Regions from separate parts of the Mus musculus genome. Here all the other regions are linked to region 3. The links are chromatin loops, found by intact Hi-C in ENCODE. Cell type or tissue: left cerebral cortex. All regions are shown on one strand.

Region 1 (8,000 bases), 250 kb before region 3:
AACGTCTTATTAATGCTTCTGTGTTCTTGGGAAGTAGATGGCATCTTTTTTTTATAAGCCTGACAGGTTGGGTACAGCAGGGAAGAATCCAGGTACCTGAAGGAGGTAGGCATCCTCTTCCCAAGAGGTCAACTGCCCAGATGCACTGAGAGCGACTATCAAAACTCACGCAAATACTTATGCACAGGCTTATTAACCCGGCAGCCCTTGCTGTGGGCCCTTGATACATGAGCATGACCAACACCTAGATGGCCTATACCAAAGACCCACTTGCGTTTGAGTGGAGGACATGGCAACAGACGAGCACTACCCTGCAATCCTCTTTTTCTTCCTTCTGTCTGTCTGTCTGTCTGTCTGTCTGTCTGTCTTCTCCAGTTCTCTCCCCTACTTCCCACCATCCTCATCCTCTTTCTTTTCTTAAAAGACAATGCTCTACCGGCACTAACACTTTCTGGTTTTCAAAGCCATTGTATGGATCCTTGCCACACATCCGCCTGGGAGCCCAAGTAGTGGATGTGTATTTACATCCCATTAGCAAGAACCAGAGCAAGGTGTTGGATCCAGGACTTCAACTCCCTGAACACTTTTTACCACACTCCCCCAGCCCATTACTCTTTTTAATCTGTCCACACAACCCAAGAAACGTGTTCCTTAGCAACAGAGAACAATTCTACTATAAGATTCACTTTCTTTCTGGCTCTCCTCACTAAAAGCTGACATCATTCTCCTCATTCGACAGTGGCTAGCTCACAGCTTTAAACACATAAATTACACATAATATTTATTTTATCCATAAATATTACTTAAATATATACAAACTATCAGTTGTATAAATCTGTATATATTTATTCAATAGTGTAAAATTATTTAAGAAAATCATGGTGTGCGATGGTACACACATTTAATCCCAGCACTTGGGGGGCAGAGGCAGGCAGATTTCTGAGTTCGATTCCAGCCTGGTCTACAAAGTGAGATCCAGGACAGCCAGGGCTACACAGAGAAACCCTGTCTCAAAAAAAAACAAGAAAGAAAGAAAGAAAGAAAGAAAGAAAGAAAGAAAGAAAGAAAGAAAGAAAGGGAGAGAGAGAGAGAGAGAGAGAGAGAGAGAGAGAGAGAGGGAGGGAGGGAGGGAGGGAGGGAGGGAGGGAGGAAGGGAGGAAGGGAGGAAGGGAGGAAGGGAGGAAGGGAGGAAGGGAGGAAGGGAGGAAGGGAGGAAGGGAGGAAGGGAGGAAAGGAGGAAAGAAGGAAAGAAGGAAAGAAGGAAAGAAGGAAAGAAAGGGAAAGAGAAAAGAAAGAAAAGCACTGATAGGTTAGGAATGGAAAAACCTGCAGTGACTTTCAGGGGGACATTCCAGAGGCCATTCCCCTTCATGGGAGAAGAGAGAAAGCAAGTGCTGTCTGCATGTGACTCCAGCTTTGCCAAATTCATGGCTGCTGATTCAGTGTTTTTGCTTCTTTAAAGAAATAGTTGCAGTAGCTCCTATATTTAACAAGCCAGCCAGCTTGTGCTTAATGCTTTATAAATACAAAATAAGGATACATTTTTTAGACAACAACAAAAAAGCCCACACAGTAATACTAAACAGTGCTGAGAAAGCACCATGATTTGGAACAATATGTTTGATGTATAAGGGGTTTTCTGCGTTTTGTTTGGATAGCTGTTACCTTAGAACTTAATCAAGTGGACCCTCCTCTCTTTTAGAACCCCCATGAGTTCTTAAAGTAGGGTGTTCTATATCCTGACTTATCTTGTTGTCACCCTGAGAATGCAATGTCACCTGCACAGGATCACTGGGCCACTTCACCCAGAGTAATATTTTCTCCCTATAATAATATGGCTTTAATTACAAATAGTGTTATGGTATAGAAGATTATAATGTACAAGCTCTCAGAGTCTTGAGTCTGCTACCTAAATCACATCATAATAAAACCATATAGCAGCTGTATTTGCATCCTGGCTCTACAACTTACAAACTATGTATTATACATATAACATTCATTCCCATAGGCTTGTTTACTAGTTATAAACTGGAGATAATCATATACGGTATATTATATATAATTATATATATATATATATCAAAGTGTTATAAGGACTGGATAGTATGGCATGCATAAAGGTTCAAGGCATATACTGGATATGGTGATGCAAGTCTTTAATTCCATCCAGAACTTGGGAGGCAGAGGCTGGAAAATATCTGTGAGTTCAAGACCATCCTGTTCTACACAGAGAGTACCAGGACAGCCAGGGAACACATAGTGAGACCCTGTATATCTTGCCCCACAAAAGGCTCAGCCCATAGCCTAGAGCAGTGGCTCTCAACCTATGAACTGAGACCCCTTTGGGGGATGCATATCAGATATCCTGCATATCAAATATTTATAATATGATTCATGATAATAGCAAAGCTACAATTATAAAAAATAACAACAAAATAATTTTATGGTTGGGGTCACCACAACATGAGGAACTGTATTAAAGGGTTGCAAAATTAGGAAGGATGAAAACCACTAGTCTATTCACATTATTAGAGTTCTGTAACGGTAGCTTAATCTGAAAAATTTTAGATGTTTTAAAAGTATGAGTATATGTGAGCATTTGCACAAATGCAATGCCTTGAGGAGGCCAAAGAGTGTGTAGGCCAAATACTCATTCTACCTGAAGCTAAACATGTTCAGTCCTTGAAGGTAAGTACACACAGCTTATGGTCCCTTGTTGCCCATCCCAAATCCTCAGAGCCACAGTCTGGAAAGATGTGAGCTTCCTAACATCAAAGTGATCCCTCCTCTAGAAGATCTCATTCCTGAAAGTTAAGAATCACAGATGTTTGGAAAGTATCAGCATACAACAACACAACAACGGTGTCTTAGTTAGGGTTTCTTGGCTGTGATAAAACACCATGACCAAAATCAACTTGGGAAGGTAAGGATTAATTTCACTTCACAGCTTTCAAATTCATCATGAAGGAAAGCCAGGGCAGGAACCTGGAGGCAGGAACTAGAGCAGAGGCTATGGAGGAGTACTGCTTACTGACTTGCTCTTCATGGCTTGCTCAGCCTGTTTTCTTATAGTACTCAGGACCACCAGCCCAGAGATGTCACTGCCCACAATGAGCTGGATCCTCCCATATCAGTTATTAACCAAGAAAATGTCCTACAGGTTTGCCCACGGGCTGATCTGGTGGGGACATTTTGTCAATTAAGGATTTCTTTTCCAAAATGACTTTAGCCTGTGTCAAATTAATATAAAACTAGCTAGCATGGACAGGGTTGTTTTGTTTTGTTTTTTAGAGAGCAGTCGTTGCTAAGGGGAAGTTTTATATTAAAGCAGAGCTTCTATAAGAACAGTGAAGATTGTGAATAGGCAGTGATGGGGGTGCATGGGCTGAGAACGGTCTCAGGCAGCTTCCTCTCTCCCTCATGATGCACCTTCTTTACAAGCCACACACAGTTCCCAGAAATCCCCTAGGGTGGTTGGAGAACTTCCTAGTGAAAGGGTCGCATAAGCCTTTCCATTTCAGGACAGGACATCTGTTAATAATAACCTATTCTAGCCCCATGGCTGTCCAGCTGGCTCTTTCATCAACATTAGATACCAACAGAGACTTTGGTAATGGTAGACTTGTTTATAACTACTGAGAAGTCACAACCAAGCTGGTACCCACAAGCTTACCTCACTCGCATCCTTGGGATCTTGTTTTGGTAAATTACTAAAGCTCAAAGTGGAAACTGTTAGCCAGCCTGACAGTCTTTAGCTTTACTGCAAAGGGTATATGTGGAAATCTCACCAGGTGCCTCTGAACTGAAGCAAAGACAAAGAGGGCTACAAAACTCTGAAGGTCTAAATCCGTCTTGTGGTTAACACCTCATTTCAGACATCTTCCCACAGACTGTGCAGAGAGCTACAACTCATCGGATTCTAAATCGGGCAGAGCAGGCATAATGACATTGGAGTATCATAGACAAGGTCTTGCCCTGGTGTCAAGTTTACTTCGCTCTCCCAAGCGGAAGGAATAAAGAAAGTACTGTGCTTTAACTTGGGGGCTATATATACACCTTCGTAATTACAGATGTGAAACCATCTTCCTTTGTACGGAACTTCTGGCTAGAACCATAGTTTTAAGGCTCTAGATAATAGCCTTCCAGAAGCTATTTGTATTTCTCTTCAGAGTGACTGTCAGTGGCATCTTTGCTTGCAGAAATGTACTCTACAAAGTTAGATAAGACTAGTGCATTTCTGAAAGCAAAAGGACTTTCAGTCCGGTTGGAAGGAGACAAAATGGTCATGTCAAGCATTTCCCACAGCACCACACATAACAAGGAAAACATCATAACCATGAAGTGGAAACAACTACACAGAACTTTGCAACTGCAGCTCTTCTATAAAATAATAGTAGTGTTATTCTCATTCATAAGTTAATTTCCAGGAGAAATGTATTTTGTGTATGACTATGTGCGTGTGTGTGTGTGTGTGTGTGTGTGTGTGTGTGTTCATGGAAGGATGCATGTATGCATGTGAAAGTGGGTAGACATGCACATGTGTGTTTTAGCCAGAAGTCAGCTTCAAGTGTAATTTCTCAAGAGACATTGTTTTGGGGGTGTTGCTGTAGCTTTTTATTTATTTATTTGGGAGCAAGAGTTGCATGTGTGCTATATAGCTGATGTGTGGAGATTAGAAGACAACACTATGGAGTCACTTCTCTCCTTCCATAAACACATGGATACTTGGGGTCAAACCCAAATCATGAGGTTCTTGTGGCAAGCACTTTTACCCATTAAAATGTATTGGCACAACTGTACACCTTGTTTTTTGAAACCGAGTCTCTCCCTGGGACCTAGGGTTTTCTGATTAGCATAAGCTAGCTTTCCAATTAGCCTAAGCTATATGGCCACCAAGTCCTAGGGATCCACTTGTCTCTGCTTTTCCAATACTGAGATTACAAGCTTTTTACATAGTGTTGGGGGTTGGACTTTGGTCCTCAGGTTTGTACAGCCAACATTTTCCTGACCGAGCCATCTCCCCAGCATGCAAGCCTTATTTTCAAAGGCAAGTGTTAATTCTGTCCAAGCTGTACTCTTCCCTACGTAGGCTATATTCTCCACTGGCACAGCTTGCTTCAATCTCTTGCAAATGGTCCCTTGCAAATCAATGAGTGGTTTCTAATCTAATAAAGTCATGTCAGCCTAAGTTTGATTTACTCTGATCATCTGTGCCCTTTACATCCGAACGCTCAAACTGGAGAGATTTATTTAATCCTAGACTCTGTGTTTGCTCTTGGAGAGATGCAAGAAAAAAAAAATCCTGAAAGGATCATGTTTTGCTAGTCGTGAACCAGAGAGAAACAGAATGTGTGGGTCTAGGAGACACTGAGAAAGCTAACTTAAAAACAGAGCCTGCTGCTCAGCCTTCTGGTTGAAGACTGGAAAGTGCCAATGTTCTGGTCTGAATGGGTGGCTGAGTTTCACAGATATCCATGCTGTTGTGGGATTAGTCACAAAATGGGAAAACTGTAAACCACTGAAATACAAGCAAATTAAAACAATTAAAAAAATAGTGTAATTTAATGCAGCACACAGACAAAATACTGTTTCCCTGCCAATGGTCATAGATTATATTTTGACTGTAGTTGAACCATTTAGGGATCTTTTTAATTAAAATATAACTATATCCCTTTTCCCTTCCCCATCCTTTCTTCCATACCCTACCAGTCCCCTCACCACCAACTTCCTCTCAAATTGATCGCCACTTTTTTTAAGGCATGAAAGATACAAGATTAAATACCAAGTATTTGTATCAACTACTCTTGCTCCTTTTCTGTGACTGACTAGTGTGGTGGGAAAGTCATTAGGTTGTTTTAAATAAAACTACTACACTCCCCATAAGGAAAAAAATTTGCTGGGGAGTGATGGTGCACACTTTAAATCTCAGCACTCAGGAGACAGAGGCAGGTAAATATGAATTCAAGGACAGTCAGGTCTACAAAGTGAGTTCCAGGACAGCCGAGGATACACAAAGAAACCCTGTCTCTAAAAACAACCACAACAACAAATCAGTAGAAAGTCCACAGGAACAAAGACCAGATGGGCAACTACAAAGAAAAGGAAACAGAATTTCAAAACCATATTTCCCAATGCAACTCCAAGATCTAGGTCAACTAATATAAAAAACAGAGATGAGACCTGGAACATTCATCAAAGTAATTAATATGAAACTGAGTGCTGAACAGCTGAGCCAAGTTGGTCCCTTGCAATTTCCAGAGTTATAATGACTGACTTTAAAACTGACAAAAGTCCCAAATGTTTCGTGGAGAAAGACAACCTGATTCTGACTGAAGAAATAGGAATTAGACTCTGATAGCGGATCCTTTAAGGTGCATCTATTTCCTCTGGATTGAAGCCTTCCCCCTGGAGGAAGCAGAGGAGGCTTGTATGACTCCAGAAGCTAAGGAAACTTACAAGACTCAGGAAGCTTGGGAAACTGACAGGACTCAAGCACTCAGGAAGTTGCAGGATTTACAAGGCCCCACCCCCCACATAACTTAATCTGAGGTGAAGGTGGGTAGATGCTGGGAAGAGAAGCCTTCTGTGAAATTGCCTGACACCTTTGTGGGGAGCTTTTAGTTTCATGATCTGTTGATCTGTGTCCCATGGTGGTTTTCTGTAATGGTCTCCATTTGCTGTACAGACAAGCTTCCTTCATGAGGGGTGATAGCTTATCTATGGGGTATAAAGATAAGATCTAGAATGCAGTAAAGCATTATATTAGTCTAGTAAGTTGACAGATTCTTCTTCAAAGGTTCATACCTTCACTAACCCTAGGAAGCTGGTTAGGTTTCTAGTAGCAGGCATGATTTCCCTCCTGTTAAGTAGACCTTAAGTCCAATTGGACAACTATTGGTTGCCACAGACATTTGGTTGCCATTACTACAAAGATGATCTTTTAGCATAACTTGCCGTACTGGAAATGTGATGGTTTATAGATGTCGCAGCTGAGAAGACTGTTCAATTGCTTCCTTCCCTTGGCAGTTGTCACTGCATGTTCTGGAGCCATGAAATTAGACCACTGGAAAGAGGCTTTCAGGTCAGATTCTGTTCAAGTCATTCAACTCATATGACTTGAACAGAATCAGCAATAGGAACCCACCCTCAGGCCCTAAGAGGCAACCCCTGGCTACATTGTTATTACTTGCTTTGAGAGTCACTTGGACTACCATAACCAGTCATTTAAAAGGTTTCTCGTACCTGCGTGCCTGTTACTTGAGTCGTTGTTTGTTTATAGTGGTTTTTGAGAGCATTGACAACCCAAGTGTCTTAACTCCTTTAAAGTATAAGTGTATATGCACATCTGTGTGTGCGTGCATGTGTTTGTTTGTGTGTGTGTGTGTGTGTGTGTGTGTGTGTGTGTGTGTGTGGTGTGTGTGTGTGTGTGTGTATGTGTGTGTGTGTGTATGGTCAATTGTTGGCATTAATTACTTGGTCAGTGGAGTCCTATTCAGGAAGTCCTCTCCAAAACCTATACCATGTAGGTTACTGCCTGTATTTTTTTCCTATCAATTTTAGTGTTTCAAGGCTCTGATTCACTTGGATCTAATTTTTTTCTCTATGTGGGCATCCTGTTTGCCCAGCAATATTTGCTGAAGATACTGCCTTTTCTTCAGTGTATGTCTTTTGCTTCTTTGTCAAATATTGGGTGACTGTAAATATAAGTACTCATGTTTGGGTCTCCCACTTTATTCCATTGGTTTACTATTTTTATGCCAACATCATACTGTTTTTATTAATATAGCTCTATAATATATTTTTAAGTCTCAAATAACACTCCCTCCAGGATTCTTTTTGCTCAGGATTGCTTCTGGCATTTCATCTAAGATATGACATATAATGCTATGAATAATGCCACATACATAACTGCTATAGTCATCCAGAACTAAAAGTCCAGATAATCACAACATAGGAAATTGCTAGGGAGAAGACATGTGTGGAGGTGTGCATGCAGCTCA
Region 2 (8,000 bases), 610 kb before region 3:
CCGACTTGGTCACTTCCAGGCCAGGGTGAGACTGTGTGATGAACAGCACTCCACATTCCACATATATACTCACACCCCTGTGAATGAATATCTGTCTGCACATGAATGCACCCCTACAAACACACACACACACACACACACACACACACACACGCACATACACAAATAGCATATATACAGACATAAAATATATTTTTTAACTCTTTTTTATAAAATATATTCTTAAATTAAGAAAAATTGTAAGTGATGCATATGATATATACACACGAGTCTATCGTAGAAGAAATAGAATTAAATATATATGCAAAGTAAGAGGTTGGAGAGATAGCTCAGCAAAGTATTTGCAGTATGTGATGGCTAATATTGCCACCTTAGCAGGATCTGAAATCACCCAGGAGACAAGCCTTTGCGCATACCCAGGAAGGATTTGGAAGAGGATGGCACCAATCCATGCGGTAGGGTCTGGAAGAATAAAAAGGAGAAAGCAAGCTAAACCTGAGCATTTATGGCTCTGTGCTCCCTGACTGTAAACACAATTTGTGCACCTGCCTTAATCTTCCTCTGCCAAGACTCCTCCTCCCCCCACACACCTGGCTGCACTCTTGGACTGTTAGCTAAAACAAATCCTCTCTCCTTCAAACTGTGTTTGTTACAGAATTTTATCACAGCAACAGAAAGAGTAACTGAGAACTGGGTGAGAGATCACCGCTATAATAAACCAGCTCCCTTGGTCCTCAAGTCTTTGGAACTGGTTTACAAAAGGAATGCTCAAGAATTTGAAACTTTGGGCTAGACAAGCCCTCAAATACTGAAGGCATAGCTCAATGGTCTGTTCCGGCAGGGACTTAGAAGACAAGCAGGCTTAGAGGTTTGGCACACAGAGGTTTCAGAAGGAAACAAAGGCTGGGCTAGAGGCATTTTTTTTGTTACATTCTGGCCAAGAATCCCGTCAAATTCTGCACGTTCCCTAAGACCTTGTGCAGTGGTGAATTAAGTCATGAACCAATTTATTTGGCAGGCAGAATTCCAAGACAGCCTATTCTCCAGCTGTGGTGTGTCTGCTGCTCAGTTCTTTTATGCAGATCTACAGAGAGAGGGAGTGAGCAAAAAGGATGAATCTCAAATGAGATCTCAGGCTTGAGAATTTTAAACAGAGCTGGGATTGTTAAAAGACTATACAGCCTTTTGAAGTTGGATGGAATCTGTTTCTGCATTATGGGGTACCTGTGTGCCAATGCAGCTAAGTGGAAGAAGGCTCAGGTTTAGAAGTAATGTGTTTGGGTGTCAAAGGGTGGAGATGTGATGATTAATATCCACTTAACAGGAATCTAGAATCAACTAGAAAAACAAGACTCTGTCCAGCTCTGAGAGGGGTTGTCTAGATTAGGTTAATTAAAGCGGGAAGACCCAAGTGAACTTGTGGGTAACACCACACTGTTGAGTGTTTAACTGAAATTAAAGCTAACACTGTGTGTTGTACTTTCATTTCTTAAATATTCTGCTTTATGGAGACCTTTGCTTACCCTGTACTGCTATCACTAACATGGTTATGGAAATAAATTATAATTGATAACTGGAGGGAGATTAATTAGAGAGAGAATGACAACAGATGGTATTGATAAGTGCCATCTCAATTCTCGTGGAGATCTTTTGAATTGTACTTGTGGCTCCATTTTACAGATTTAGTATCAGAACAGCGGTCCCTGTGTAAGTGTTGGAGCTATAAATGCCTCTGCTTCTAGTTCTAAGTAGCTGTGAACTGCAGAGGGAAGCTGAAAGACACTCAGGTGTGTTGCTTATTTGGCTCCCTCAGGCCTGCCTGGATGGTGATGCTGTCAGCATAAAGTTCACATGGGAAAACCATACAATTGGGTTACAAAATAAGAATCTCATGTTTTAACTAAGTCTGTAACATCTTTGTGTGTGTGTGTGTGTGTGTATTGGATGCATTCATCACCACCCTTTGGCTGAAGGCTGAATATATCCAAAGATTGAGACTTTGCACAAATCTCTTCATCTGGCCTAGACATGGAATGGGAAGACATGAAAAGCAGGTAAGTTTGTCCTGGTTCCATCTCCACCTTCCACTTGACATTGTTCTATACCAGCATGCCTGCTTTCTCATGGGTAAATCTGGTGAGAAGATTTATCTTGGTTGTGATATGCAGAGTAAAATTGGGTAATTGTTATTAAGTGGCATGACTAGGCAAGTAGAAAACATTTGACCCCAGATCACACTAGCTCATAGTCTTTTTTGTTTGTTTGTTTGCTTGCTTGTTTGGCAAGCTGAACAGGAAGGATTCAGGACGATCGTCCCAATGCTACAGTGTATCTTGCCTCTGAGGTATATGTTGAGATGAGATGAGAATACTTTTTTTTTTTTTTTTTTTTTTTTAATGCTAAAAAGCTAGGTCACAAGAGCACTTGCTCTTTTGACAGAACCATTTAAGACCACACCAGAAGATCAGAAAAATTCTTCCCGTGCCATTTACTTTACTACAAACGTAGGCAGTAAAATTGCCCTTTTCGGCGTACAGTCTTACGAGTTTTAGCACGTGTATGGGTTTACATAACCATCGTCATGATTGCCATACATATGACTTCAGCTTCTGAGTCGGTTTTTTTTTCCCCTCAAAGCTTTTCACATTTATACTGCAAAACACTTTTAAAAATAAGAGAAAGGGATTTAGATAAATGTGCTGAAGATGCAAATTAATGAAACTGTCTTTTTGCACAAATCTCTGCAGTCTCCAGGCTCTGCAGCTTTTTTTCCTGGGCCATTTTGGCTGGTGTTTCTGTGGACTATCTTTCCACAGAAAGAAACAGCCATAGACTCAGAATTGGACCGCCACAGTCATGATGCATGTTGTGGGGAACAATCCCCGGCTTCCTTAACTTGATACTTTTATTATACTGGGTCTTCTTTTTCCCAGCCTTATCTCTCCTATCGTTTCTCTCTCTAAAATGAAATAGTCTGTAATCACCCACACCTTTTAACTTGGGGAAAATTTGACTGAGGAAAAGCAGATAAGACTTTTTGAGAGAGCAATGAGAGGGCGTTCGGGACTCCAACTCTCTCCAGACTTAATGACATTGGTCCTATAAGCATTCCAGTCGTTTCCCTAATCCATCATCCGGCGCCTGCCAGCGCCCCCTGGGAGACAGACTTTGGGACAAACTTCTTTCCCAGGTCAGCCCGCCCACCTCCCGCCGCGAGCGCTCCCTGCGTAAGTGACTTGTGCTGACACAACGCACCGCATCTGGTGTAGGGAGCTTTCCGGGTGACTCACGTCTTTGCAATTTGCTTTTGTTTCTGGGGTGTTTTAGCTGCAATTTTCTTCCCTCTGGTTTTAATTTTGAGAGGAGGGGGGAAAAAACCACCCATAATGAATCAAGAATGAGTGTCCTTTCCAGTAACCCTCCCCCACTTTAAAGTTGACTGTCTTTACAAGTTTGATAACTACCCTAGACGTGCGGGGGCGGCACAGGTAGGAAGGCATTAACTAACTACCTCATAAACTGAAGTTGCCAGCCAAACCGAGCCACGAGAGAGGAGACTTTCTGAATCTCCCTCACAACCCAGGCGTTTGCCGCGGCGGATGTAACCTGTGCAGCTCCTTCTTCTACTGCTGCTTTGCTCACGCTTAAATCCCTCTCCTCACTGCCAGCGGTGCCAGAAGCAGCGTGAATTCCAAGAGGTCCACCAGCGGTTTTGTTTCTGTCCGAGGTAAATACGCTATGCAAAATACGGAACCACCAAAGGATGCCGGGGAGGGGGAACAGAAGGGGAATCCCTCACCTTCTCGGGATGCGTTGCTCATTTATCTCCGCCTAGGGGAGTCGCCCAGCCTAGGTTGCCCCTCGTATCCCTCCCTGAAGCCCCTACCTGGGGCAGCAGAGGTGGCCAGCGCGGCGGCGATCTCTCCTGCAGCCCTGGCCCTCCCCCGCCCCCCGGCTTGGTTTTTCCCAGCCGTGGAGGTTGGGCCAGGGGCTGGGGTTGAGAGGAGAGTCGGCGCCCGCAGCAGGAGCTGGGAAGGCGCGTGGACTCGGGTGGCCCTCGGAGTTGGCTTTGCAGGCGCGGGGTGCGGAGGTGAGCAGTGGGGACCGAGCGGCCAGGTTTGGAGCCTGGAGGCGGGACCAGGGTTCCTTTCTATACTAGGGCGTGAAGAGAGCCGGGGGGGGGGGGGTCCTGGCTGCCACACCGCCCACGGTCCCACGGCCGCTTTGTTGGCGGGTTCCCTCCGTTTTTCTGGAGATGTCTGGATCCTCTCGGGATCGGGGAGCTGGGTGGCCAGGAACTGGGGAGTCGAGAGTAGGCGACAGCTGTACGGCTCTGCTCCCCTTTTCACACTAATCCAAGGAGGTACCAAAAAAAAAAAAAAGCTCTTAAGAGTCCCGTAACCCGAAACTTCGCTCTCATCCCAAGGTGGGAGGGGGAGGAGCGGCGGGGGCGGGGACCCCGGAAGGCAGGTGGTCGGCCGGGGCGGTAGGAGCTGGGATCCGGAAAAAGGAGAAGTTTGCTCGCTGGACACCGCGGGGTCTGCGTGAAGTTCTAGGCGGGAGGAGGGCAATCCGGGCAGGAGCCAGGCGGGAGGTGGCCCGGGTCCTGATGGTGTGGGCCCGGAAGAGGTAGGCTTAGCGCCTGGGAGTGGGGACCGCGTCCCACTAGGGAGGAAGGACGCACACAGAAGCTTGGGCCGGGTTGCTAGTGTGGGGACTACTTGGTTCGTACTCGGGGAGCTGCGGCCGTCACTCCTCCTCACGCTTCTCTCCCGCTTGTCCCAGGTCGCTCATCCGATCCTGCCCTGAGAGAGGCGCCAACAAAGGAGTTGAGGAGGTGCCACCCACCCCAGCTGCGGCGGGAGGAGGAGCGCCAAGGCCCGTGTCCCGACCCGCCGTGCGTACTCACTGGAGGGAAGGGCGGGGTGCCGCTCCGGGAGGGGGACGCCCGGTGGCTCGGGGTTAGCCAAGTTCCAGCTTTTGGCGTCCCCTCCTCTGCTCCCACGCGAGGAAAGTTTGCCGTCGACGCTTGCGGCCGGCTCGCGCCCGCCGGGCCCAGGCGGTCGAGTCTTCGGAGCGGGCGCTGTCCCAGCTCCGGGGAACCGCGAGCCGCGATGCCTGGGGCGGGCTCCCGGGGCCCCTCCGCCGGGGACGGACGGCTGAGGTTGGCAAGGCTGGCGCTAGTGCTGCTGGGTTGGGTCTCCGCGTCGGCCCCCAGCTCTTCGGTACCCTCGTCTTCCACCTCCCCGGCAGCCTTCCTGGCCTCGGGGTCTGCGCAGCCTCCGCCAGCCGAGAGATGCCCCGCGGCGTGCGAGTGCTCCGAGGCGGCGCGCACGGTTAAGTGCGTGAACCGCAACCTGCTGGAGGTGCCGGCGGATCTACCGCCTTACGTGCGCAACCTTTTCCTTACCGGCAACCAGATGACCGTGCTCCCGGCGGGCGCCTTCGCCCGCCAGCCGCCGCTCGCCGACCTGGAGGCGCTCAACCTCAGCGGCAACCACCTGAAGGAAGTGTGTGCAGGTGCCTTCGAGCATCTGCCGGGTCTGCGCCGGCTTGACCTCAGCCACAACCCTCTCACCAACCTCAGCGCCTTCGCCTTTGCGGGCAGCAACGCCAGCGTCTCGGCCCCCAGCCCCCTGGAGGAGCTGATCCTGAATCACATCGTGCCCCCTGAGGATCAGAGGCAGAACGGGAGCTTCGAGGGTATGGTGGCCTTCGAAGGCATGGTGGCAGCAGCTCTGCGCTCAGGCCTTGCACTCCGAGGTCTTACACGCCTGGAGCTAGCCAGCAATCACTTTCTTTTCCTGCCTCGGGACTTACTAGCCCAACTGCCGAGTCTCAGATACCTGGACCTCAGGAACAATTCCCTGGTGAGCCTGACCTACGCATCCTTCCGCAACCTGACACACCTCGAAAGCCTCCACTTGGAGGACAATGCCCTCAAGGTCCTTCACAACTCCACCTTGGCTGAGTGGCACGGCCTGGCTCATGTCAAGGTGTTCCTGGACAACAATCCCTGGGTTTGCGACTGCTACATGGCTGACATGGTGGCTTGGCTTAAAGAGACAGAGGTGGTGCCAGATAAAGCCAGGCTTACCTGCGCATTCCCGGAGAAAATGAGGAATCGTGGCCTCTTAGACCTCAACAGCTCTGACCTGGACTGTGACGCTGTCCTTCCCCAATCCCTGCAGACTTCCTATGTCTTCCTAGGTATTGTTTTAGCTCTGATAGGCGCTATTTTCCTCCTCGTTTTGTATTTGAACCGTAAAGGCATAAAAAAGTGGATGCATAACATCAGAGATGCCTGCAGGGATCACATGGAAGGGTATCATTACAGATACGAAATCAATGCGGACCCCAGATTAACAAATCTTAGTTCCAACTCGGATGTCTGAGAAACCGGACCCGTCAAGGAGGACTCTGCATGAGGTGTAGACTTAAGGGTTTTTTTTTCCCCTTTACTAGGCTTGCTCCACTTCCACACTTCACCGTAGACACTATTGACTTTGATCCTTGTTATGTAAAATCCCGGTGTGTTCTGTTAATGTAAGGACATGAACAACTGCACATGTTTATTTTCCCTATTCCTTTCGGTACTCCTCGATGCCTGCGGAGGGATTGTTTTTTTTTTTTTTTCCTCTCTCTCAAGTCGCAGCATGGACTTGGATTAGTTCAGTTCAAGGTGTAGCACAGATAACATTCAACGGAAGCTGCCTCAGTTTTTTTTTTTTTTTGAGAAAAGTACTTTATTCATAAATATGAGTTTCATCCTCACCTACCTAAATGATGGAGGAAATATTGCATCCCCAAACTGCCTGCAGACCGTAGCAAGCTCTTACATAGAACTTTGTAGTGCATAAGAGCACCTGCATCCAAGAGCATGCGTACATTTTACTGTTCTGCATATTAAAAAGAAAAAGTTGCAACTTCAGATAACTTCTTTGACAAACTAAATTACTTTTTGATTGCAGTTTATAGGAAACTGACCTGAGATTTTTCGGTGTTTTTTTTTTTTTTTTTTTGTTTGTTTTGGTTTTTTGTTTTGTTTTGTTTTTTAAATAAACTGCATTGAGATCCAACAAACTGGATTGTTATAAAAAAAATCAATAAAAGAATCTTAAAAGAAGCATGTTGTGTTTAACTTTGGTATTTTGAAAGGAGGATTAAGGGCAATGGTATTGAATAGTCTGGATTCAAATAATACTGGAGTTATTAGTTAGCAGAGCTGAGAATCAGCCTGGAGCAGTGCCTTCATATAAATAGACTGGAGAGAATTCTGAAATGATGGATTCTTTTAGGGCTTAAGTGGAATTAAGGTTATTTATAGGGTCATAGTATTAGAGGTCCCCAAGTTAACGGTGTTCATTATGTGTTATTTAAAAGAGCATTGGGAGGTTGGTAATAGTGAAGAGTCCTTTATGGTAAACATGTCACAGCTGCCACTTTGTCTAGACTAATTTAGTTGCTGAGACAGAATCATTAGCCAAACTGAATGAAGTTGCTCCATGGAATTTGAGAGCCAAGTGTGAGTCATGTGGTGGCAATAAATGTGTGAAAATAAAGTATCTTAAAATATTTTGAAGTAAAAAAAATCTTAAAAGACAAATTAAGAACAGTATTTTCAGAGATCATAAATTGTAGTTCAGAGAGCCTCGAGAATCTGCTTTTAAATTTTCAAAGTGGAACATTGTGTTTCTTGGAGTTATTATGATTGTGTTTAAGGAAATAACCAAAGATACATCCTTGTATCTAGAGACAAATATTATAAGTAGTTATTAGATTCTTATGTTCAGTATTTAAGAATTTGAGGGCTTTTTAAAGAAGGCCCCTCAGCTCTGAGCACCATGTAAGTAAATGTATATACCTCCATAAGGAATAAATCATACTTAGGTATAAATTAAAGCAATTTCTCATTAACATTCTTGTCATCCGATACTCTTGTCTCGTCTCTATCCCGCCACCCCTCTGCCATCATGTGCCACTTACAGTGAACAGGAAGT
Region 3 (8,000 bases):
TGGGAGGAGGCCTGCATTCCTCATCTTACTCTGACTGCTACTGACATGTGGACCATCATCCTCAGCCCCAAAGAGACATTCAACTAGACAATTTGCTGGTTTACTAATAAAAGAGCATCTAGGGCTAGAGAGATGGCTCAGTGGTTAAGAGCGCTGACTGCTCTTCCAGAGGTCCTAAATTCAATTCCCAGCAACCACATGGTGGCTCACAACTATCCGTAATGGGATCTGATGCCCTCTTCTGGTATGTCTGAAGAGAGCAAAGGTGTACTCATATACATAGCTTAAATAAATAAATCTTTAAAAAAATTTTAAAAAAATAAAAGATCATCTAGTTTACTAATAAAAAACAATCCAGAAAGGGGAGAAAGAATCAATAAAACCGATTAAAATGCTTGTTGAGCACTTCCTCTGTTATATATTTTACATTGCTTAGCTTTCTTGGTAAGCTTGGAAAATATGAATTATTAGAAGGCTTTGGCTAGAAGAAGCTAAGGTGGTACAAACAGATCCTCTCTGTCTTCTCAGTGAGAAAGCCAAAGTTCATACCCGTGTTCCACTCTCAGGTGGGGAGAATGCCACACCCCCTGACAGTCAAGGAGAAAGACAGCTGTCTTTCACCATCAGCCCCACAACCTCCCCATTCTCAACTGGAGAATCATAGACAGGTCTGACACAAAGCAGATGGTCCCAGTCCTGGATAGGAGAGACAGGCACTATAGTGAGGCCCTTTCCCAACAAAGCGCAAATACCAGGCAATAGTAGAGCAGCATTTTTCTTCTGTCATAGCACCAACCAAGAATGTAAGTGTTCCGGCCATAACTTGCATATTGCATGTGGCACGGGATGAGACATTTCAGAAACTTCATCTGAGAATTAAACCCGAGCCTGGGACAGATTGAGAGAAGGCCAGGATATACGGAGATCTCTTAGCTCTTTCAGAAGTGGATCTGCCTCTGGTGCAGATCGGGAGCAACTTCCTCTCTGTAGATTTAAGACCCCTTCGTTTCTTACTCGTGCCAATCACTAAAAAGATGCTCTGTGTGCAACTTCCTTAAATCTTGAGGGTGCATTTGTGCTAGCTCATCTACTTGGAACCCTGCTGAGATCAGGAGGCAAGCAAGAACAGCTGGTAGGAAGCCAAAATACACACACCTAGCTTTACTCCAGCCAACCCAGCAACACTCGCTAAGAACACACTTTTTCTCTGGGCACCACGCCTGATGCTGAGGGATGCTGGTAAGAATGATTACTGCAATAGCTATCAGCGAATGGTGAATGCTTACCCGGCACCAGGCATGGCTAGAACCACTTGAATCATCAGACCCTATCAACAGCACTACAAGGTAAGTCTTACTGTTAGCTACACTTTCTCAATAAGGACTTATTGGATAATAAGTTATCCAAGACCGCTGGGATAGTGAATGGTGGATGGAAACACGCCTTGCCACTGCTGACTCCCTCTCTATGCTATACAATCAAGAAAGCAGGAACAAAGGACACGGAAGTCAGTGTGGCTCTTCCCATTCTTCAAGCCCAGCGTGCGTAGACAGGCAAAGGAACCTCAGGAGAGTACCTGATGCAACCCAGGAGAGAGACAAGGCTCGCTACATCACAAGACAAGCGAATGCTATGTCAGCTGAGTTAGCAGGTGGTGACTAACCAGGGAGGAAGAGAGGGTGGAGTAGCCTTCAGGAAAGGGAGCTGCATTCAGGAAAGGGAGTAGCCTTCACGTTAGGGATATCCTGTAAAGATAGGATTCAGAAAACCCGGCAAAGGTATGGAACACATGCTCATGACCAGGCCCGTGTGATACCTGTAAGCTTGGCAAGGAGGGAGGAGGCTGAAATGGGAGGGAGGACCGGAGAGCTGCTGCGGTAGGCAAAGGATTCCTGGGCTCCATCCAGGAAGAACAACTGTTCTTCAGAAGACATACTCGGTGGTGGTGGGGGGGGGGGGGGTGCATCTGCACAGGGCAGAACCAGAAGCAGGCTGAGCAGGCAGAAAGCTGCTGACTAAGTGCCATTAGGTGGGGAGACAGTGGGCAAAGGCAGGTGACTTCAGCTCTAAAGGCAATGAACGGCCACAGTGGCTGATGACTCTGTATGGGGAACAGAAGACATCTACCAGGCAAAGGTCTGGCATTATAGCGCCAGGGACATTGAGAAAGGAGCAGACTTCAGAAAGGAAGCATCCCTTGCTGGTCCCAGGCACCTGACTTAGAAAAGCCATCAAAGAACACCAAATGCTTCCATTAAATACCGCTAACAGTAATGCTTTCAGCCGTCTTCCACGTGAGTCGTTGCTAGAAGCTGAAAATTCAGAGGAAGCATTTGTGCCCAAGAAACTGGAAAGCTCACTTGAGGAAGAGGGAAATGGGAATGCTGAGGAAATAGCTAAGAGTCCTTCCCTTCTCCACAGGGTAATTATGGCACATCACCAGTGCCGGTTACAAGATTAACCTAATCACCGAGAAAAGGTTAATGAGTGCTCCGTATGCTCCATCTTACACGCAGGGGAGCTAGGAAATGGGTTTTAGAAAAGCCCTGACTGAGCTAGCACAGATAACAAAGTCCTGCTGCACAGCTTCTAACAGGTAGAAACTTCACTTTCTGTGGAAACCTTCACACACCCTCAGACCAAAAGGGACACACAGGAGATCAACTCCATGGTTCTCTGCTCAGTGACGGGCCCAGCTCTTCCACCATAACCAGCTTCCTCCCTCAGACCAGACTCCCGTTCCGCTCCAGCACCACGGTGAGAGTCGGGCTTCACTTTGTTCCAAGTGACACTAAGTCGGCTCTTACTTTAAGGCCCTCCACAGTTCCCTTGGTAATTACTCCCAGAAACAGTTTAATCAGGGTTGGACACATTCCTTACCTGTCCTTTATCGTGACTTCACCACAGGACTGGCAATAAAAGGTGCAACATTCTTGGGCTTGCAAGCTTTGATTAAACACTGAAATCGGCTCTGAAGGAAATCAACAGAGTTTTAGAGGTTTGGAACAAATTATCATATTTAAAGAGTTTGCTAGCACAATAAATTACCAGCAATACACGCTGTTTACGGTTTACTCTGAAGTGTAGGCTTAATTAGAACTATCCAATGACTCAACCAGAAGCAAACACTGCCAAGTGTTTCCAAAAACAAAAGACATTTTGCTTAGAATTCCTGAGCCAGGAGCTGCCCTAGATTACCATGGAACATACTGGTGAGTTCCTTCTCTCATTCCATAAATACAGTAAATTCTATATTAACAATGAGGAGAGATGGACTTCTAACATGTAAGTTCAATCTGGCTTTCTCACTTTTTATGTTTACGGTTTATGTCCACCCCTGCCCATTACACAGTATGAGCAAGCAAAATGAATGGCTAGACGGGTCTCTGTGGAGCAGACCTAAGGAACGCAAAGCTCTGTAGAGTGTCCTCACCCAAGAGCAAAATGCAGTGTCTGCTGAAGCTGTGGGAGATGGGTGTGAGAGGGAGGGGAGATACTGGGTGCTATGGGAACACATGGACTTCCCACACAGCTGCAGTGGATAGCTGTTCCCCTCATTCCTGATGTCTCATTTGTAAATGAAGGTAAGTTTTATGTAAAAAAAAATACTGTATTACTAGTCTATAAAAAAACCTAATTGAATTAATGAAGTCCTAGTTATTAGAAGCGAAGAATAGAATCCACTTGCTGTTCTTTTGTGTGTAGTTTAAGATGCTTTTCAGATGCCAGAAAGTTTAAGTCCTGGCAATTAAAAAACTCTGCAGTTAATCTCTAAGTGTCTACACAAATCCCTGCTGCACGGAGGTTAAATAAACAGTATTATTCTCTAATGCGGAGCATCGATAACGAGGACCTAGGTGAGCCCTCCAACGGGCTAGCCAGAATGAATCCGTTTCCAGTGGAACACTGCCCTCTGCTGGCCACTGGGTCGTGTGGCATCCTGGATAAGCATTGCTGCTGGGAAAGATGTATCCCCAGGTCAAATTCCACACACAAGAGGTCACCACTTCACCTACACTAACCTCCAAACGGTGTAGTGTGCCAGGGTGATGTGTATCATGATTGCTCCGGAAAGCGTGGTCTTACAGCTGAAAACGCAACGCTTGAAAACCCTGAGACATAATTAATGCTAAAAATTTCAAGTTACTTCCTACAATATTTAGATTCCAGTGCACACCAGTATTCACCTACCTGATTGTCATTCATGCAGCAAATGCTTAGCCCCCACCTATTATGCAAAAAGCACTAAAGCAATCAAAGATGGAGGAACCTGCTTTACACAGATCTTCATGCACCAGAGAACAGGCTTTGAAAGTTCCCTTTTCAGGTATTTGAACAAAATGTTTCAAAAAACACAAAGAAATAGTCCAACAAACACAAACAATACACAAACCAGCACACAGCAGTGGATTTATTTTGTCCATGGTTAGAATATTAAATGTTGCTCATTAACTGAAAATGTTGAAAATAATTCAGTTGCAGACTATGATTAGGCAACAAACCCAAATTCTATGTCCCTGAGGGTCTCCATCAGAGTCCCAGGGAACAAGGTGGCTCTCGTGCCTGCCTTCTGCCAGTTTCCAAACTCAACAGGAAGTTCCTGCGTGCTGTGGGGGAGCTGGGGGAGAGGAACAATTTTTGTTTACTTTTTCCTTTTCAGGATTCAATGTCATTCCAGGTGTTTATCAGATGTCACTTAAGCATGTCAGGACATCTCTTTTTCCTGTTCCTTGTTTCTAAAATTGTTTCTGCATACTTTAGCCATTCACTAATTCAGAAATTAGCAAAATTACCCTTAGGCCAGAAAAAGAAAAAAAAAAGAGTAACATCCCCCCCCCCCTCCCCAACCACCCCCATCTTCTCTTGTCTTTCCAAAGCCAGGGGATAGCTTCATGTCTCTTACAGGCTTTTTGGGACAATCCTGTTGTCCCCACCTCTAGACTCTACATAGTTCTGATAAAGTACCTACAGATGGCTCAACAATAAGGTCTCAGGGTGTCATAGACACAAGCAAAGCCTTTCTCTGACACGAAGCATCAACACGGTTCCTTCCAATGCTGTCTGCCTTGTCTATTATAGCACATTGTAAGAAATGCAATGAGCAGAATTTAAAAAAAAAAAAAAAAAGTCATGAGAGCTTACAAAAAGAAAAGGTTTACTACCTAATTGCATCGAGATGCATTTTGAGTTTGTATACAACCACAATCCAACCACAACAATATTATATTATGTCTCTACTTGTACTGTTCCATCTAAAATGGTCTCTTCATAGCCGGGATAATGTCTACTGCTCAAACTGTCACGCCCTCAGGGTGGCCTTCACGAAACTCAGTCACTCCCCACAGCATTACTCTGTTACTGTGCCCACAGCATTGTGCTGTTTCCAACTTAATTATCTGCTCAGCATCTGTTGTTCCCGCCCACTAGGACACACACTCCACATTACCAGACAGCTATGTGGCTTGTGGGCATCTGTGTTTCCAGCACCCATATCAAACGGCTCACACACACCTCGTAGAAGCTAACCTGTCTGCTGAATGAAAACATATCTATGCAGTGTTTTAAAACCAACCAGGTTTCATACAACAGCTTTATAATTTTATCCTCATATCCGTGAGCCGGACATTTATGGTTAAAGAAACGAACTGGGCAGTTTGGGGGAAATCTCTGCACCTTCTGCTCAAATTTGCGACAAGGCTAAACATCCCCTAAAAATTAAAGCGCATTTTTAAACATACTGTTAAAAGAAAGACATGAAGGTTTGAGAAAGGAGAGTGATACAGCACACAGCACACAGCTGCTAACTGGCAGAACTGTTCCAGACCCTGGAATCTCTCGACCCCTCCAGGTCATTGATTGCCTAACTTTTCACCTGGGAAAAGTTCAACTAAAAAAACGTCAAAGCCCTCCAGGAGTGCCGCTCCTACTCACGTGGGCTGGATTCAGCCTGGACCCGCAAGCGCAGATGTAAACCATCGCCACTGATATACTGCAGCCCGCCACACGAGGAAGGTACAAGTCTGACCCCTGCTGGAAGTCGGATCTCGGTGCAGCCGTCAGGGGTTCTCACCAAAAGAGAGGTGGGCGTTATGGAAATGTCCAGGTGCATCCCTCCTTCATCTGGCCCACTGATGACACAAAATAAAAGCCAAGTGACGACTTCTCTCTGATGAAAGGCAAAGCTTACAAAATCCAAACCTTAACCCAGCATAGAGACCCTAAAATCCTTGTCCCAGGAAAACAGAAACAGACCCTGGGAGACAAGCTGGACTAGGTTAGATCAGGCAGGGCTTGCAGCCATCACCACGTGAGATTCCCAGGTCATGTTTTTAACTCTTGCTTCTGAGAACAGCATTAAAGTCAGAAAATCAAAGTACTGCTTAGCCGGTAATCAAGATTGTCATAAAAAGTCACAGATGTCAGCAAGGTTTCTGTAAAAAGTCAGAGAGTAAATATTTCCTGAGTTCTCCACCAGCCTAGGACCCACAGTGAGAACTTATCTCAAACAACAACAAACGCCCCAAACAACAGAAAAAAAAAAAAAGCCAGTTCTTAGTTCACAGGCTGTGCCAAAAGAAGCCATGAGATAGCTTGGTGTCCACCTTGCTACTGCAGTATTTTTGAAGCACAGTTGGCACCTAGAAATGTCCCCCCAAAACACCACTGGTAACCTGAGCCCCCACTGCCCCTGCTTCTGCCCCTGCTTCGGATGGCTAATCTTCTCAGTTGTGAAAAATTCAACCACTTACACAGAGCTGACTAAAGTGCACACACACTGTCAGCATTGCACATAACACCCAAAACATCGGGTTGTGTGTCTACAGTCCTCAACTGTACTGCTTAGGAGATCTCAGCGCGGGAGGAAAGTTTACACACACATTCAACACAGATGTAAGTTTTCTTGTGTTGATTTTTCAGCTGAACTTGTAAATCTGACTGGCTGTTCCATGAACCACACGGTCTCCATAAGATGATGTGTAGGAAGGCAGCTGGGGGGGGGGGTCTCCTTCTGCTTGCATCTCACTCATCTTAGTGGTTCCATCCTCAAGATCTCTTAGAGGCCCTGCCTCCGAACAACACCTCTGTGGGGAGTTAGAACTTATACCCATAGATTCCAAGAAGACTCTTGGTCTATAAGAAGGTTGCAGCATGTAGAGGGGAGAAGAGGGAACAGGAAAGAGCCAGCGGAAGCCTGGTTGCATAGAAGACTGACCAGGGAGATAAACATCAGGAGGCTAATGGGAGACGGGATTTATACTGTGCAAGAATACAGTTACATGGAAACAAAGGGAGGATGCTAGAATGGACCTGTGGCAGTGGGCTAGAATTAGGGATACCTCTATGAGATCATGGTTTAGGATGTGCATAGCTACAGAGATATAAATAGGTGGGAATGAATGTTTGTGTGTTAGTCAACAGTGTCATCTATGTGCCAGAAGTCTAAAAGAAATGACATTCCAATAGTAATGAGCACCAAATCTTAGTCTAGAAGGACAATTTTCTATTTAAAAAGAAGTCCTGGGGATTTAATTTGGTGGCATATGCAAGGCCCTAGGCTAGATTCCCAGTGTGTAGTTGTGCACACACACACACTATACATGCATACATGCACGCTTTTTGAGACAAGGTCTCAAGTGTCCCGGTCCAGACTCACACTCAGCTATGTAATGGAGGATGACCGGGAACTCCTGGTGCTCTTGCTTCTAAATCCCAAGTGTTAGGATTACAGGCATGCCCTGCCCCACGTAACCAGTACACACTCCTTGGAATGTTTTTAAAAGGCAAAACAATAAGGTTGCTTGAGAGAAAACTACATCAGGACTAGAGTAGAAAGAAAGAAAATCAAACTAGATAAGCCTATACCATACTACTGAGCACCAAAGTAAAGAGGCAGACAAAGGAAGTGAGAATGTCCTGTGTAGAGACTCCACTTTCAGTGTCTTGGGGCATTCTTACTATTATTATTCAGGGGCCACACCCTCCTTAAAGCTACCCAGGAC

What was found. Hi-C counts contacts between places; a loop is a spot of excess contacts. Peaks named below come from ENCODE experiments on the same cell type or tissue, not always from the same donor. Only the 100,000 strongest peaks of a DNase experiment are listed, where the experiment ranks them.
Region 1: a loop joins it to region 3, with 2.8 times the contacts of the local background. A loop is called at or near these places in 3 of 42 quality-filtered maps.
Region 2: it touches region 3 in a loop (4-fold over the local background); 11 of 42 quality-filtered maps call a loop at or near these places.

The regions. Positions count from the first base shown.
Region 1 is chr9:86,199,850-86,207,849 of GRCm38, forward strand. No RefSeq gene overlaps it. Among named protein-coding and RNA genes, the nearest start is that of Ube2cbp, 260 kb to the right of the region's middle. In left cerebral cortex, no CTCF peak of the experiment used is centred here; DNase peaks (open chromatin) are centred at 3,853 and 5,362; H3K27ac peaks cover 60 bases.
Region 2 is chr9:85,838,866-85,846,865 of GRCm38, forward strand. It overlaps Tpbg (trophoblast glycoprotein), which reads left to right and starts at 3,987. Exons shown (of 2, transcript NM_001164792.1): 1 at 3,987-4,090; 2 at 4,786-8,000. The coding sequence starts at 5,115. The coding sequence ends at 6,395. It overlaps LOC115487186 (a long non-coding RNA gene), which reads right to left and starts at 4,815. Exons shown (of 2, transcript XR_003948199.1): 1 at 4,733-4,815; 2 at 2,477-4,350. In left cerebral cortex, a CTCF peak has its summit at 3,152; DNase peaks (open chromatin) are centred at 1,040, 2,598, 2,807, 3,295 and 4 more places; H3K4me3 peaks cover 2,852 bases; H3K27ac peaks cover 570 bases.
Region 3 is chr9:86,445,883-86,453,882 of GRCm38, forward strand. It overlaps Ube2cbp (ubiquitin-conjugating enzyme E2C binding protein), which reads right to left. Exons shown (of 10, transcript NM_027394.2): 2 at 5,932-6,128; 3 at 2,881-2,971. Among named protein-coding and RNA genes, the nearest start is that of Ube2cbp, 15 kb to the right of the region's middle. In left cerebral cortex, CTCF peaks have their summits at 3,918 (motif pointing left) and 6,019 (motif pointing left); DNase peaks (open chromatin) are centred at 1,811, 3,106, 3,910, 5,407 and 1 more place; H3K4me3 peaks cover 389 bases.